Linked DNA regions of Mus musculus: region 2 is linked to region 1. A link is a loop called in an ENCODE intact Hi-C map of the cell type or tissue named here. Cell type or tissue: left cerebral cortex. All regions are shown on one strand. Links, peaks and the distances in the headings refer to the core of each region. The heading gives the core; the rest is flanking DNA.

Region 1 (8,414 bases), core at 415-8,414:
CATAACAATAAGCCTATAATAGACCCTTTCAATAGCTAATATGTGCCTACAACATGCCATATTTTGTCCTAGGCACTGAGGATATAAACACCCTCCTGTTACAGGCTTTTAGTGGAGGAAGAATGTACAGTATGCCAAGTGATAACACACTTAGCAGGGTGTAGGGGACTATTGTGACGTGGAGATGGTGCTATTGTATTTAGAGTGGTTAGAAAGATCCATCTAAGCACTGTCTTCAATTTCCATCCTGTTTTTTCTGATGCCTTGTGTATGCAGTACATCTGAAGATTTTCCTAAGGAAGTGGCTCTTAAAACCTCCTTTTATTGAATCTAATGGCTTTCTCATTCGTGGTGTTTCTGATGCCTACAGCCTAAAGGTCTTGGGTTCTTTATTCACTTGAGGTGGTTTTCTGTCCACCGCCCAGTTCCCTTTTCTATCTTCTATACGGTTATTACATCTTTCCACAGAAACCAAAACTCTGTACTGTCTTTAGTATTACTTCCCTATTATTTTAAACACAGTATGAAGTAGCATTGTATGGAAACATTACAGTAAGAGGTACTTAATATAGACACAGCGTATGTATTATATCATGCTGGTGTTTGGTAGCTTTTGCTTTCCTGCGTCTAGTGAAAATTTATCTTCGGTTTGAATTCTCTGCTGTTGATTAAATGTAAAATGTTACAGGATTTTCCCACAATCCTTAAACGTTTATCACTCTTTACTCAGTGTGAGTTTTCTGATGTGGAGTAGACTTTAAGACTTGATTTAAGAGCCTGTCTCTCTTGCTATGTTTATAGGCTGTCTGGCTGCTGTGCATTATTTCATGTTAAGTCACATATCATGACATCCCCTTATCCTTTGCTTACAGTGGAAAAAGGTGAAAGTCATGACTAAGAGGCCACCATAAAAGATACATTCCCAGCCTCACAATCTTGTGCTCAGTCTTGTGATGTTCATTAAAGTATGAACTGTGTCTGAAGGTGTTTTCCAGTTATCTTCATGACATTTTAAATACCCACCGCTACTAACTTGGTCTGCTTGTAGATTGCTTGTCTCCTGGGGCCCCTTTATAACTCCATGAGGATATTTCATCTGTCACAGAGTCCAGGATTCAATAGTCCTCTAGTATTACTTACCCTTCATTCATTTACTATAAAAGGAAATAGATTATAAAAGTATTATGTCTACATAAGCTTAAGATAGCCAGGATTAAAAGTATTCATTATGTACTATGCCGGTGTTTCCTAGTTTTGTTTTTGCAAATTTTAGTGACATGTTCCAGCTACAGTGTTTTGGAACATATACTTAATAAAATAAAACGAAACCCCCCTACTTGTTTCTTACTTTCTTTTATATTTTATTCTTGCATCACTTTTCTGTCCTAATTTATGAATACCTTCTTTCTGGTCCTAGTAACTTTCAAAGAGAGTAGCATAATGATTCAGATTGTGAGTTCTTGAACTAGAAGGCCTGAGGTAAATCACAACCCTGTCATTTCCTAACTGGAACTGTGTCAATTGCTAAGTCTTTCTGTCTTTAAATAGTATATATTTTTAATTATTTTTAAGTATGTATAAATTGTGTGTGTGTGTGTGCATGTGGGTGCATGTGGCCCATGCCCGTGGAGGCTAGAGTCTCAGATCCCCTGGAATTGGAATTAGAGATGGTTATAAGTTACCTGATGGTGCGAGGGACTCCCAACTCCTATCCTCTGCAAAAGCAGGAGGAGCTCTTAGTACTGAGCCATGTTTTAACAATTCTATAATGAAGCTGATTTCTTCCTCGCTCAGTAGATAAGTCACATTTCCTTGTAATATAAAAGCAGTGGCATTTTCATTTCTTCATACTTAAAATGACTTATGCTAATTTTCTTTCTCTGAATACAAAACACAGTTTAGAGAGGAGAAAGGCCATATAAGTAATTAATTCATAAGTCTTTCCCCTTGTCCTGATAATCTGAGCAAGTGGTTGACCTACTCATTGCTGAGCAATGTCATAGGAAAGAATAATCATTTTTAAATGTATGCTCTGACAGACCCTCAGTTGCCCAGCTTCCAGCTTTATTGAATGTCTGTTACTTTTCATTTGGAGCTTCAGGTACTGCATTTTGAATGAAGGGCCCTTGTGAAAAGTGTCTAGGGTCCACTACTGAGCATTATGTACTGTTACATGCAGCTATTGCTGTGTTACTTTCATATTTATATACTAGCAACTATTTCCTGTAGCCTAGCGTGTTTTTAAAAGATGTGGCCTTTGCCTTCTACTTCGAAGATTGTAAAATGGTATTAATTTTTAAATATCCTATGGACTAGATGTAGAATGTTTTGACAATTGATATTAAACCAGTTGTATATAGATGATAAAATTTAACTGTTTTCCCAAAAAACAAAAAACAAAGCAAAACACAAACAAACCATCTTGGAATAGTAAGTGGTTAAAGGTTGACAGTGATTTTGAGATAGATTATGTGGGCTCCGCCCATCTTCCATGTTCTCCAGAACAAGGTTTACACCTCAGGTTATAACGTGGTGATCCTTACTAGATTATTCTAAAAGATTTTAAAGAATTTAACACGTGACTACTAAATCCGAAGTATTCCCGTGATGAAGTCTAGATGTGGAATGGGTTTGGGGATTAGATTAAGTGAGGTAATCTACTTTAAAGAGACTGATAACCTGCTACCAAATAGGTATTTGTGTCTTTCCTAAAACTATATCCAGTGCTATATAATATTTTGTTATATAGCCTACCTCTCATTTCTTAAATTTCTTTTTGATTATGATTAAAGTTACTAGAATAGACATCACTTTTGGAAGATTAAAAATTCACTAATGGCTTTTAATAGTACCACATCCAGGCTTTTCTTTCCTATCAAATTTTCTTCTGACCTTTTATGATAGATCATTGATTGAACAATTTTTTAGTGTATGTACATTTTTGTCGTGGGCTTAAACTCACCATTTTGGTAGAAAATACCTAATAATGGAGTTTGAGGAAGTAAATGCAAGCAAAATGTGAGTGGCCATGGCCAGAGATTGGATTCAGGTTGGCACACCAAGTTGTGGAAGCAGTTGCAAGAACTATTATAGCCACAAAACAAAGACCATACATCAAATACATATACCACCTACGCTGATGAGGGCATTATGTACACAGCCTAGATAAAATTGGCTACATCTTGCCTGGCTTTCAGATGTTACAACATTATTTACTTTAAAATCGGTAAAGGGGGCAGGTGTTTGAGAGATGGTTCAGCAGTTATAAGAATGTACTGTTCTTTCAGAGGGCCTGAGTAGGTGGCTCTCAAGGGTGTGGTTTCCAGTTCCAGGGTTTGTGATGCCTGTGGCCTCTGCTGGAACCTGAGTGCTCATGCATATATCCACATACATGTAGTTAAATAAAATTTTAAGCAAAGCTTACAAGTTTCACCCAACCTCATGAGGTTAGACCAAAACCAGATTGAAGTTAATATTAAAAGAGCTACGCTTGAGGCAGTTTTGGCTTCCCATCTACAATAGTTTCTCCACAGCACGATGTTCTAGTCAGCCAAGGTTATCTTTAATAACACATAAGGCTCCTGATAGCCTCCACGGGCTCAGTTTTTGCTCAACTCCAAGTGGTAGATTGCTGATTCCAAAACACAGAAGCACACATACAGCCTACTTAATATCTAACGCTTAAGGGGAAGCAAGATTTCAGAAAAAGGGTGGCTGTTCAACAAGCCCTAGCTCCCAGGTCCTTGTGGTGACGCACAGAGGCAGGGAGGGACCCGGAGGATGTGTAGTGTGGGAGGGTTTGGGCTAACGGGGTGAGTCATTCCGGGCCACCTCGGCCTGGAGCCCTGCCCAACCGACCAGCCCGGGTCGTACCAGCGGGGCGGAGGCGGAGGCCGAGCGGCTGGGGAGCCCGTGCGCCCCGCGGTGTCGCGCGGAGCCTGCGACCATGGCTGGAAGCGAGCCCCGCGGAGCCGGCTCCCCGCCGCCCGCCAGCGACTGGGGCCGCCTGGAGGCAGCCATCCTGAGCGGCTGGAGGACCTTCTGGTATTCGGTGGCCAAGGAGCGGGCGACGCCGACGGCCTCCCGGAAGGAGGCGGCGGAGGAGACGAGCGCGCTGACGCGGCTGCCGGTGAGCCGAGGCCGCAGGCCGCGCACAGAGACCGCCGCAGGCCGGGGGCCTGGGCCGGCAGGGCAGCCACTTCCGGGTGTGTGCTCGCCTGGAAGTGAAGTGGCCAGGATTGCCTTGATGGTAACTCTTGGTATCCCCCTGCCAACCAAGGTCGCACTACAACACTCACTAATGACCAGCGAGATCACCCACAGGTTGTCAGTCATCCTATTTGGATGTCTGGAAATCTGATGAAGGAAGTGGGTTAGCTTGGAAGGCATTCCAGTGTCTTTCTTCTGCACATTTTAATCCCTAGTCAATGTATTCCAGTTAGGGGGGGGGGGGGGTCGCCTAGAGCAAGCAACTCTGACATATCCAAAGCAACAAAACTGCCACATAATTGAAACCAGTAAAGTTACAAGTACCTCAAGTTAGGTCAGGCTGCAAAGAGGATGCATGCAATTTAAAGTTTCAGAGAAAGATAAAATAAATAAATAAATAAATAAATAAATAAATAAATAAATAGATTATACATTGTTGATGACAATTCCTTTATCTCAGTTGGGTTATTAGTACATCCCACTGACATTCACTCTAAATGAAAGCCACAGGCTTAGGTTACCTCCAAGCTTCTCTCAGGTGTCCTCGGAACCTGATTAATACTCTATAGAGAGAAATTCAAATGACAGGTTCACATGCTTTCATTTGATCTAGTGATAAAATCAGAAAAACCGCCACTTTGTTTTTTTAGATTTATTTATTTATTTATTTTATGTATATGTGAGTACACTGTCACTGACACACCAGAAGAGGGCACTGGATCCAAATTACAGATGGTTGTGAGCCACCATGTGGTTGCTGGGAATAGAACTCAGGACCTCTGGAAGAGCAGCCAGTGCTCTTAACCTCTGAGCCATCTCTCCAGCTTGAAAAAAATCTCCACTTGACACTCATTTATTTTTGAAGAACAAATTAGTAACTGGTACATCAACATACTCATGGAAAGAAATGAAAGGAACTGGTTACTTTGCTTGAAAAATAGAAAGGCAGAGCTTGAGTTTGCAACATTTCAGGTGTGTTAGGGATGAAAATGTTTAGTTTTGAATTTTCTATTGGTGGAGGGATGTTAAGATAGACTTATGTATTTTAAAGAACCAGTCATTCAGGCGACCTTCAGTACAATGATTCTTTACTGATTAGGCCACCGCAAACAGTTGCCCCAGACAGATGACCTCTTTCTTTCATGCTGCTTGCCTCTCTTTCAGGTTGATGTGCAGTTGTATATCTTGTCGTTTCTTTCACCCCACGATCTGTGCCAGCTGGGAAGTACAGATCATTACTGGAACAAAACTATAAGAGACCCAATTCTCTGGAGATACTTTCTGTTGCGGGATCTCCCTTCTTGGTCTTCGGTTGATTGGAAGTCACTTCCAGATCTAGAGATCTTAAAAAAGCCAATATCTGAGGTCACCGACAGCACTTGTCTTGATTACATGGAGGTGTAAGTATCTATTTCTGAGAATTGACAAGAGATACTAAACTCTAAATAGTGCACATTAGTTCTGACCCTGACGTTAGCTTGCTGCATAGGATTTGTCTGAATGCCCCTTGTTAAAATTAGGCCTTGAGCTAATTGACTTTTTTTCATAGGTCCCTTAGAGCTTTAATCTTTTGTTATTTTCCTGTGGTGACTAACCAGTATTTGATTAATTATATCTGGTATGGTAGACAAGAAAAAAAATTTTCTTAAACTTCTCATAATATTTGTAGTACTTTCCATTATGTTAAATTGTATATGCATATTCATACTCAGAGGAAGAATTTCCAAAGATCAGGAAACAGTTCTTTTTGATGGGGAAGAAGACTGTTTTTAAGACTACATGAAATACTTTTTATTATTATTATTATTTAACTGCCTGAAAGCCTCCAAGTTTCTTGAGTATCATGTACATGAGAAAGTTGCTTTTATTGAGCAAATGCTGCATATTGGATTCTATGGGCGTCTGCTCTGGGTATGTCCTTTTCCAACCTAAAGACTTTATCTTTGTGTTAGGGATGTAGGGGGCCAGAGAAGTTACATGGTTTGCATATAATATAGGGTGTAAAGAATTGGTTAATATTATTGTGTACCCTCAGAATATGTCACTGTACATAGGTAAAACTTGCTTTATTGTGAACTCCACATTTAAATCATAATAAAGCAAATTCAAAGAATCTTTGTCCTTTGGCTCTAAGAATGGTTTTACTTTGATTCAGTAGCTACATATAGGATTTCCTCCTCTACTTTCTTGCTCAATCTCTCCATCCCAGACAATAGTTATCATGTCAGATAACAGGAGACGACTAGATCAAAATGTATATGATCTCTATAGATAATCTCAAATTCCACTGGCATTTCTCTTTAAAAATTACTCTTATTTTTTTTGTATGTACATGTGGGTGGGTACGCATATTACATGCTACAGATGGAGGTCAGAGGACAACCTTTTGGAGTCCAGTCTCTGCTCCCACCATGTGGGTCCCTGGGATTGAATTCCAGTCACCAGGCTTGGTAACAAGCCCTGGACCTGCTGGGCCATCATGGTTTCTGTCACGTGATTTTATTTTGCTAATTTTCAGCAAGGTCTAGTCGGGCCTCCCTGTGTTTTTATTTAGTGTTTTGAATCAACTCTTATGTGGAAACTACTAAAGGGGTGATTATGAAGCTTGATAGTGGCTTTAGTCATGTTTTTACATTTCTGAGATTTAACGCTAAGTATCTGCAGTATATCTTTATTATGGGGGCTCTCAATCTTAGCATTATTGACATTTTGGAACAGTTTTGGGGGACTGTCCTGGAAGTTGTAGGACATGTGCTAACATCTATGGTTCTACTGAGTCGCTGTTACTATCACAGCCTTCTCCTCCCCAATGTGAACATGAAATTGTTCAGATACTGCCACAGACTATAGGATAAAACCTTTCTCAGGAAGAGTTTCAACTATTCAAACAAACATTAGAACACGTCTTTTATGGAAGAAACTAAATTAAAGAAAGTAAATAATGTCTTCCTTAGGGAGGGTTCCGCAGTTTTATGACCACCCCCACTCTCTAGCATCTGTGTTTTTCCTTGTCACAGCAATCTACATACATGTTAAAATGGTATCTATCCTGTACTGAGAGGGTTGAAACTATAATCTTTACATTACTGTGTCTTACAGAGGACTCAGTAAATGATATATTCTCAAATGAACAGCAAGTTAAATGTTTTCTATTTTATTTTCTAATTGTGACAATTTTATGCAGTTATAAAATGTGCTGTCCATATACGCGAAGAGCCTTGAAAGCCAGCCGTCCTATGTATGGAGTGGTTACCTCTTTCTTACACTCACTGATCATTCAGAATGAACCCCGGTTTGCTATGTTTGGACCAGGTTTGGAAGAACTGAACACATCCTTGGTGTTGAGTTTGATGTCTTCTGAGGACCTTTGCCCAACTGCTGGTTTACCTCACAGACAGATTGATGGTAATTTTCATGTTAATATACAATACATAGTCATAATAGTACTTGGAGCTTGACATTAGTGTTAAACAGAGAGACATTTAAAAATTAAATTTTGTAATGAAATATAGAAATTGGTGAATGGGCCCCGGTCCTACTAAATGGGAAAAAAATTAGTATAAGAAGTACTTTTTTCTTAGTTTTTCAAGTTGTTATAATTTAGAATTTAATTATATGTTAAAAATAAATTTCAACAGAAATAAATTTCAAAATTTCTCATGTTTATCCTGAGAGAAATTTACCAAGAAAACCACTGAATATAGATTTGCAAATTAATTTTTATATATTGGGATTTTAAAAAAGGATCTATATCATTACCTCCCCTGTACAGAAAAAAAAAATCCATGAAACAGCATGTGGCCTCTTGGTGAGGTGGGAATGTATCGTTAACATAAGTAGGGATGGAATGTAAGATATGCTTTGCTCATTGTATATATACAGAGATTTGGAACAAATCTGGGTCTTCCACAAAAACCAATAGATCTAAGTGATGACACAGACAAGTATCTAGGTGACTAGACTATAATCACTTGATTCGGAATAGAAAACAACAACCAAAGAACGCTGTACCTTGAAGAGGACGCCTCCTAAGACGTCAGGCTTACGAGATACCTTCCCTTAAGACAAGAAAAAAGCACAAAGTTCCGAACGTTTAGGACGTAGTTGAAGTATCTTTAAATCTAGAAAGAATGGAGCTTGGTAAGCAATGACAACAGCATGTGGAGTGCCCAATCAAAATTTCATTTTAGAATGTTTATTCTGGC
Region 2 (8,472 bases), core at 50-8,049, 65 kb before region 1:
ATCTCAGATATTTCAGCAAGTCATTTTGTTTGTTTCTGACTCCATGGACACTGTATTGTCATATTAAAAATTGTATCCAGCAGCTTGAATATTTTCTACTTAGAAATACCTAATCTTCCACAGATCTGGAAAACATTAATCCTCCAGGAGCCAACAGAAGTGACCTAGACACAAAATTTCTTGGTTGGACCAAATACCATCTCTCTGTCTTAAACAACAACAAAAATTTAAGAAAGAAAAATGGAAGTTTTCTATAAACCAGCACTGTGAAACAACCGCAGAGAGACTTCCTTACCTGAGGTGTCAGCTCTACTTCTAATTCACCAGAAAGGAACTGTCGCTCAAATTCTGCATTTTCTCCCACATATGAGGAGATCATTCGTTTTATCTGCTTGGATCGAAGTAAAAGGCCCAGGCCGAAGTTGTCAACCCTAAAAGGAGAGGAAGGGAATTGATAACCATGAGACTGTCTGACAGAACACTGTTAATATCTTGGGTTTTGTTTGTTTGTTTGGTTTTTGGTTTTTTTAAGATGTGAAATTTAATACTTTGGAGGAAAAGAAATCTAAAAAATTCTATTCACATTTTCCTTCCACCCCTCACCACTGCAAGACCTCACAAGGCTGCTCGATGTCCTTATTTTACAGGTGGGGAGAGTACAGCTTAAAAAGCTGACAGAGATCCGAGCACCTGGGAGACAGAGGCAGGTGGAGCTCTGGGGTTGAGGCCAGCCTGGTCTTCAGATGAGTTCCAGGTCAGTCAGCGCTATGCAGTAAAATCCTATCTCAAATCCCCCTCCTCAAGATCTCAGAGAGTAAAGGGCAGAGCTATTGCTCTCCAGCCCACATCCATCCCATAGCTCCAGAACACGTTTATTCTTTCTCCTACTGCAAAGTGGACTTGAGAGAGAACGTAACAAAGATGCTTCGAAAACACCCCAAAGCGCTGTGCAGAGGCTTTCTGTGTCCAGCTGGAAGGTACGGGTCTCGAGTTAAGATAAAGATGCGCACACTCATTGAAATATGACCCACATTATACATAAGTCTAAGAACATTTGTCCTATATCACAGACATTTACCTAACAAGAGTTACATACTTGAATGTTCTCAATCCTCTCAAACAAAAAGACTGCAGGTAGCAAAATGAATCCTATGTCTCTTACAATACATATATTTCGGTTTAATACTCTAAAGAACTCAGATTATTCTTAGATATGAAGCAAGTACTATATCTCCAGATGAATATATTTCTTCTTTATTTCTATCATATTTTCAAAGAAAAAATGTACCTACATTTTTATTAGATATTCTCATTATTTACATTTCAAATTTTATCCCCTTTCCTCATTTCCCCTCCAAAAAGCCCCTATCCCATTCCTTCCCTACCCCCCCCCTCACTAACCCACCCCCTCCTGCTTCCCTGTCCTGGCATTCCCCTACACTTGGGCCCTTCACAACACCAAGGGCCTCTCTTATCAATGATGACCCCCAAAGCACCCTCTGCTACATCTGCAGCTGGAGCCATAGGTCCCTCCATGTGTACACTTTGGTTGGTTGTTTAGTCACTGGGAGCTCTGGGGAGTCTGGTTGGTTCACATTGTTGTTCCTCCTATGGGGCTGCAAACCCCTTCATCTCCTTGGGTCCTTTCTCTAACTCCTCTATTGGAGATCCTGTGCTCAGTCCAATGGATGGCTGTGTGCATTCACCTCTGTATTTGTCAGGCACTGGCAGAGTCTCTCAGGAGACAGCCATATCAGGCTCCTGTCAGCAAGCATTTGTTGGTATCCACAATAGTGTCTGGGTTTGGTAACTGTATATGGTGTACCTACATTTTAAAGCACAATTTCTGTTATAAGATAGACGAATTATTGAATGGAAGCTTCCCTCCTACTCAAAGGTTCTGGAACTTCACTAGGCAATGAGAGAGAGAAAACAAACTTTGCAGGTTGGTATGTCTGTCTGGGGCAGTCTCACTATGTAATCCACATCAGCTGGGGACATAGGACCCTCCTACCTCAACCTGCCAAGGGCTGGCTATAGAAAACTACTTTTAAGGATCAAATATTTTTGGCAGTGAAAATCATACTGATAACAACAAATAAATAGGATTATATAACAAAGATATGATTGTATAATCTAGACAACAAAGGAATGATTTATAAACAGAAAAAAAACATGTCAGTTGGCAAGGGCATGAAACACAAGGATTTTTCTCGTGTGCTAAGATGAATGTATACCGACCACTTTAGGGAGTGGCATTGGGACACTGTTAGCATTGAAAAAATAATACTCTGACACTAATAATAATAATAATAATAATAACAACAACAACAACAACCCTGAAAACAGTCATCCTTATGCTACTGAATCATCATTTCCTCTCATGTCTCTACCAAACCAGAATTCATACTTAATGCTCACTAGACAACATATATAATACATCCTTCAACACAGTGCCCATTACAGGCAAAATGAGAGCCTCCCACCTGCCCATCCACAGAATAGATAAGTTATAGTTTATCCAGACAACTCAGTCAGATACAGCAACGAGACTGCACAGTGGACCTGCACTAGCCACCACGGACAGACTTAGACAGAACACTGAGTAAAAAAAGCTATTCACAAACGTGTGCATGTTGAATCACTTCCTTTACGAGGGCTTCAGACTTTGACAGGATTAACGTGTGTGGTCCAAAGTGTCCATAATGTAGATGGGGCAGGGGGACAACTTCCCAGTGACTGAAGTGACTGCAGGCATTAGGAAGTGAGTTTTCCGGAGACTGATCCTGTCCTGTGTTCTTTGTACAGGTGTTGGCTACATGGCCACTCAGCTTGTAAAGTCCCTTTGGTACATCTATGTAGGGTCAGTTTTCTATATCACTCTATATTAGGTATCTACAGTTTTTTTTAAAGGATAAAACTGCCATGAGAGTCCCAAGGTGGGAACCCTCTGAAGAGAAGTGGGGAGGGGACAATGGGTGGAGGGATTTCTAAGGACAGGACTAGGAGAAGAAGAGGAAGGGGGGCTCCGACTGGGATGTAATATGAATAAAAAAATAAATTATGTGAAAAACTGCAATGAGATTGACTGTGAAATCTTCTTAGAAACAGCGGCCTGTATTTCCTCCTCTTGAGGGCCACATTCACGTTCTGCTGGGCTGTGTGGTCTGCACAACTCACTCATCCAGCAAGCCCAGACTGAGTGCTTATTCCACCCTAGAGAAGGGATGTCAGCCTGTGTGGCTACAGCCCAGAGAAGGCTTATGCCTGTCCCTGTGTAGACCTGAGAGTTCCGAGGAAATAAACAGGAAGCCTGTAATTGCAGCAGAGGGGAGGGATGTGTTAAGTGATGTCTTTAGAATACATGATGGGAACACAGAAGATCAAGGACCACAGATGGAGAAGGGGGTGGAGAAAGTCTAGCAAGGGGAAAAGGTTGTACAGAGGTGAAAATACACAGAATCCAAAGAAAACACTGTTTGAGAACAAGGTCAGAGATGGAGATCCTGAGGCAGGAGGCATCTTGCTCAGGGCTCAGAAGGAACAGCATGTGGACTAGAGGCAGGAGTGGGAGGAAGGCCTGATTGTGATCTGCCTGGAGGGACTTCATCCTGAAGGACAGAAGATGGCAGGCGATTAGATGGCAATTCAGCTGACAGGAGACAGGCTATACCATGGATTCTGAAAACCCCATCAAAGGCAGGGAGATCAGCGAAAGGTCAAAGACGGTGAGCGTCTGAACTAAGGTGGAGGCGGCAGCAATGGAGAAGAGGGGGGTCGCTCAATCAAGAGACACTGGGGAGACGGTTCATCCAGCTGAGCTGCCTGGCACAGACACACGGGACCTAACAGAAGAGTGAACTGGGGTTATTAATCCAATGGCCCCTAGCAACATCCCACATGTTTAACATGCAAAGGTGTTAAGTATGGCAGCCTGTGGGACAAACTACTAGCATTTCTTTCAACGACCACTTGCCTATGTTCTGTTAACAGGCTCACCAGTGCCCATTCCGATTCACAGGGCTCCTTCATGATCTGTAGGCTTGCTCTTCCCCTCCCCACAGCATCCTGCACACCACATCCCTCGAGGCCTACAGTTAACGAGAAACTGTTAATCATTCAGAAATCTGTGCTTCCTACCCACCAGAGGCATAAAAATACCTATACAATTTACATTCTCTTTCTTTCTCTCTCTCTCTTTCTTTTCTCTCTCTCTGTCTCTCTCTCGCTCTCTCTCGCTCTCTCTCACTCTCACTCTTGCTCTCTCTCGCTCACTCTCTCTCACTCTCTCTCTATAAAAGAAAATTAAAGGCTAAGCAGCATTTCCTTTCCCTTCCTGGTGCAGTTTCCGTTAACAGGTTCCAATGAAGTCCGTGAAGGAGATCACACACAAGATCGACTTCACCTCACCCAGGGCAAAGAGGGGAAGTGGCAGGGCTGTGGCTTCTCATCTACCCAATCTTCCCCTAAGTACAGAAGACAGTAAGCAAACCCCCACCCCATAGTTTCCTACTTTGAAAACTTCTTTAAAGGGGGAAACAGCCTTATGGGTTAATAACATACTTGTCCACTAGAGGGCTCCAGGTGCCGGAGATACTGTCTTCTTAGTGAGTAAAGTTTTCTGTTCTTTCTCTCTTCTGGTTTTCTTTCTCCTTCCTCTTCCTCCTTCTCTTTCTTCCACGCCCTTCCTCAAGCACCCTTCCTCTAACCTGCTCCTGAGACTCAGGCCCTGCTTGACGTTAGCAATTCCCCCTCCTAACTTAGCTTCTTTCAGCAGCCTGGTGCGCAGCAGAGCTCAGCAGCTCCCTCCTAGAGATGGGCAGAAAGAAACCTAGAGGAGTGATCTTTAACTCTCCACCCACCAAGTCTATCTCCACAACCTGTTTAGGCATCAAACCGTTTCTTGCTCCCCGTTCTACCTGGTACCATCTTTTAGGGCAACCTCATCTGCTTCATCTGCTTCTTCTGCTTCTGCCCCTACAATCTACTTTGAATATGGCAGCCAAATAACACTTTATAAAACATAGAAGTAGAAAGGGCCACCACTCTGCAAAGGTAGCCTTCATTCGGAATAAAGCAAAGTGCTCTAGAGCAGCAGGCAAAGCCTGCCAATTGCACGCCTTCTCTGTCTCTGACATCATTCCTGCTGGGCTAGTCTTCTGTCACTTCTCTGCCTCTCTGTTGTCCCTTCAGCTCCCCAGGTCCTGCCAGACATGCTTCCCCAAGGGCCTTTTCCTGTCTCTGAAACTATTCTCTGCACGGCTGGCTCCTCTCTCACATCCTTCAAGTGTGGGCTCAGAGGCGACCTTAGCATCATCCTGATTACACCACTGATTGCTGACAGCAGCCTCCCTACTTGGTTCCCAATCCTCTTGCTTACTTGCTTCCTTTTTTTACCCCATGTTACACAGCTTTCCAATGTATCAGAAAATTTGCCCATTTTTATGTTGACTACCTATTATCTGTCTTTCCCAAATAGAACAGAAGGTCTGTGACAGGTCATACCCTGCTGGTGCTGGGGGGGAGGGAGGGGAGGGATGGAGGAAGAGGAGGAGGAGGAAAGGGGTGGTCGTGGTGGTAGTGGTAGTGTGTTTTGGTTTTGTTTTCTGTTTTCTCTTTCACTTCTGCATCCCAAGCACCTGTCAGCTATATGACAAATAAAGGTGACTGCAGAAATACTTGGTGAGCACTTGTCAAAAGAATGTATTGCTGCATTTCACATGCCCCTTCCAGCCAGAGCTTCTGGAACAGAAATGAACTATCCTGTGACTAAGCAGCCTGACAAAGGGCAGGGGGAAGCATGCGTTTAGCTTAGAATTCCAGGCGGGCAATGGTCCCCCATCGCAGGAAAGACAAGGCAGGACATTAAACTATCCCGATCACAGTCAAGAGCAGAAAGGGAATCCCTCAGGGATCCTTGCTCGCTCTCAGCTAGCTTTCAGCCCTACAGGATCCCCTGCCTGTGCCCTCATCCAGTCCAAACAGTCCTTCAGTGAATGATGGGTGACATCAAAGCTGACCAGCTCAGTCACTCTGTATTCCCTACATGTCCCTCTGGGTCCAGTGCTAGCTTCCAGTCAGTTCAGTAGCCAGGGTGGCCAACATCCACCATGAACCAAGAAGCTCTCTGGCCACTGCCTGCTGCTTGGGGTGAGCCTAGGGAAGGCACTATCAGAGAGATTAGGGGCCAGAGAACAGTGATGGCAGGATCAGTAATACTCACGCTCTCTTCCCCACCTTCTATGTATAAAACCACTAAATGCTGGCTCTCGTAAGGCCTCCAGGCACACACCAGTGACAACAGTACCCTTCTGTTATTGTCTACAGGGTTATTTAAGGGTCATGCTGCTTTCGTGCCACTATAATCTGTCCTTTTAAAGGAGTACCTTTGGTAAACTCCTCAGCTACCAGGGATAATATACTGAGCTATGACTAATAAAATCACAATCAGAAAAAAGCCCATTTGGTTTCTGTAATTTTAAATGTCTGAAGCTCCCTCTAAGCCTACAGAGTCCATTTTAAAAACCCAAACACAGTAGGTCATTCATTACTTGGAAGTTTTCTGACCACTCTTTCACACCTCTCTGTTTCTGTATATTTTTGCAACACATTACACATTTTGGCTCTATTTAAAGATTACCTTCTGTATTTGCTGATCTTGGCTCTGGGGCTGACTATGTATTTGGCCTTTGCTTTGTTTTAGACTAGTCTCCTGGCATAGCAACAAGGCAATGCCTAAGATTCTCAACAACTGGAACAGATAAAGAACAGTGCTTAGGCCTTGAAAAGTCTATTAGTCGCTTACAAACAGAGTGTGTCTTTCTGCAGTGTCTCTAATGCATGACCTCAGAGAACACATTTGTCTGATGTAATAGTATCATCATGGATGATAAAAATAAAATAATAAGTAAGCTATATCCCTAACACCTAATGGCTCATGATACAAAGACCAAAGATGTGAACCCCAGGGCAAATGGGGACATGCCATTTCTAATAGAGAAAGAAGCATGAAAGAGCCTCTGTGCTCTTTGGTACTAAGGGTGATTCTTTCTTTCTTTCTTTCTTTCTTTCTTTCTTTCTTTCTTTCTTTCTTTCTTTCTTTCTTCCTTCCTTCCTTCCTTCCTTTCTTTCTTTCTCTGCTCCTCGATACTGAGGGTGATGCTAGTGGGCTCTGTGCTCTCAATACTGAGGGTGATGCTGATGGAGTTTCCAACAGATTGTACTGCTTACTTCCAGAAGCCAACATTTCTCTAGAATACCTAAAGAAAGAAAGCTCTGAATTTTGTAGGATTGGACATTTTAGTGGTTAAAAGAACTCTAAAGCCAAAAATCTGTGGAGATCTGTTAATGTGACACTGCACAAAAGACATCCATCTTCTGAAAATATTTAATTTCTGAATCTGAAATTTAACCTCTTGAAGCCATGTGTGTGGTACCACGAAACCCAAAACTCCAGAGGCAGAAGCAGACATATCTCTCTGAGTTCAAGGGCAACCTGGTCTACAGAGCCAGTTCTAGGACAGCCAGGTCTTGGTCTACAGAGCCAGTTCTAGGACAGCCAGGTCTATACAAAGAACCCCTGTCTCAAGGAGAGAAAAAAAACCCAAAATACTCTCTTAAATATCTACTTTCTAAAATTTCACTTACTGGAAATAATTATTTTAAAAACGTAAGTATTGGGGAAATCTTACTTCCTTTGCTTTCATTTAGGAACACATTTTCATCTCAATCATATAATTTATAATTACCCTGATAGTATCAGAAGTATAACAATAAAAGAAAAACATTATGTGTGGCTGTAAGGTTCGATCCCATGATGCAAATAAAGTCTTTCATGAGCTAAGCACATAAACACAAGCACACATCACAGGACATCATTGGCCCTTCCCAAACAAAATAACAAAGCCCTAAAGAGTGCTCACAGTCAAGACAACGTGGCCAGTATCTGCTCAATGAGGTCAGAGCAGCCACTCTAGAAATAAAACAAGGCATACAGCAAAGCAGAGTCCACTTGCATTTAACTCCGGGTTTGAAGAGCCTGGCACACAACTAGAATTTTTATTTTGAGGGAGGGGCTCCTCATTATACCCTCAAAATTCTCCTAATCCTGATTCATATGATACATAAGAAGTCAGAAGCATACATACTTACATAGTAACTAAGTGAATTAACCAATGAACCTCCAAGTAAGCAGGGAATCTTCTATATCCCACTCTTTTATATCTATAACCCAAAATAATATTGTCAAGAAAAAAGTAACATGGACTCCATGACATGCCCGTTTTGCCACTGGCTTTGAGTTAAATGGTTGACAGATAGTTTACTATGAAACTTTTGGTTCACACTGGCTTATAATCTGAAGGTCATCCAAAAAAAAATCAATGAATTCTCAGCCTTTTCAACCTTTTTGTCAACATATCAAAATATTCAGAAGTGTGAACCTAAAGCAGTGTTTATGTCACCAAGGCCAAC

Evidence for each region. Hi-C counts contacts between places; a loop is a spot of excess contacts. Peaks named below come from ENCODE experiments on the same cell type or tissue, not always from the same donor. Only the 100,000 strongest peaks of a DNase experiment are listed, where the experiment ranks them.
Region 2: it touches region 1 in a loop (2.5-fold over the local background); 6 of 42 quality-filtered maps call a loop at or near these places.

What each region holds. Positions count from the first base shown.
Region 1 is chr15:3,974,957-3,983,370 of GRCm38, reverse strand. Fbxo4 (F-box protein 4) reads left to right here and starts at 3,798. Exons shown (of 7, transcript NM_134099.2): 1 at 3,798-4,129; 2 at 5,374-5,609; 3 at 7,394-7,614. The coding sequence starts at 3,947. AW549877 (expressed sequence AW549877) reads left to right here. Exons shown (of 6, transcript NM_145930.3): 6 at 1-1,336. In left cerebral cortex, for the core only: a CTCF peak has its summit at 4,926 (motif pointing right); DNase peaks (open chromatin) are centred at 3,310 and 3,829; H3K4me3 peaks cover 1,238 bases; H3K27ac peaks cover 1,572 bases.
Region 2 is chr15:4,039,424-4,047,895 of GRCm38, reverse strand. It overlaps Oxct1 (3-oxoacid CoA transferase 1), which reads right to left. Exons shown (of 17, transcript NM_024188.6): 4 at 296-431. Among named protein-coding and RNA genes, the nearest start is that of BC037032, 16 kb to the right of the region's middle. In left cerebral cortex, for the core only: a CTCF peak has its summit at 4,559 (motif pointing right); DNase peaks (open chromatin) are centred at 4,613, 4,805 and 5,147; H3K27ac peaks cover 205 bases.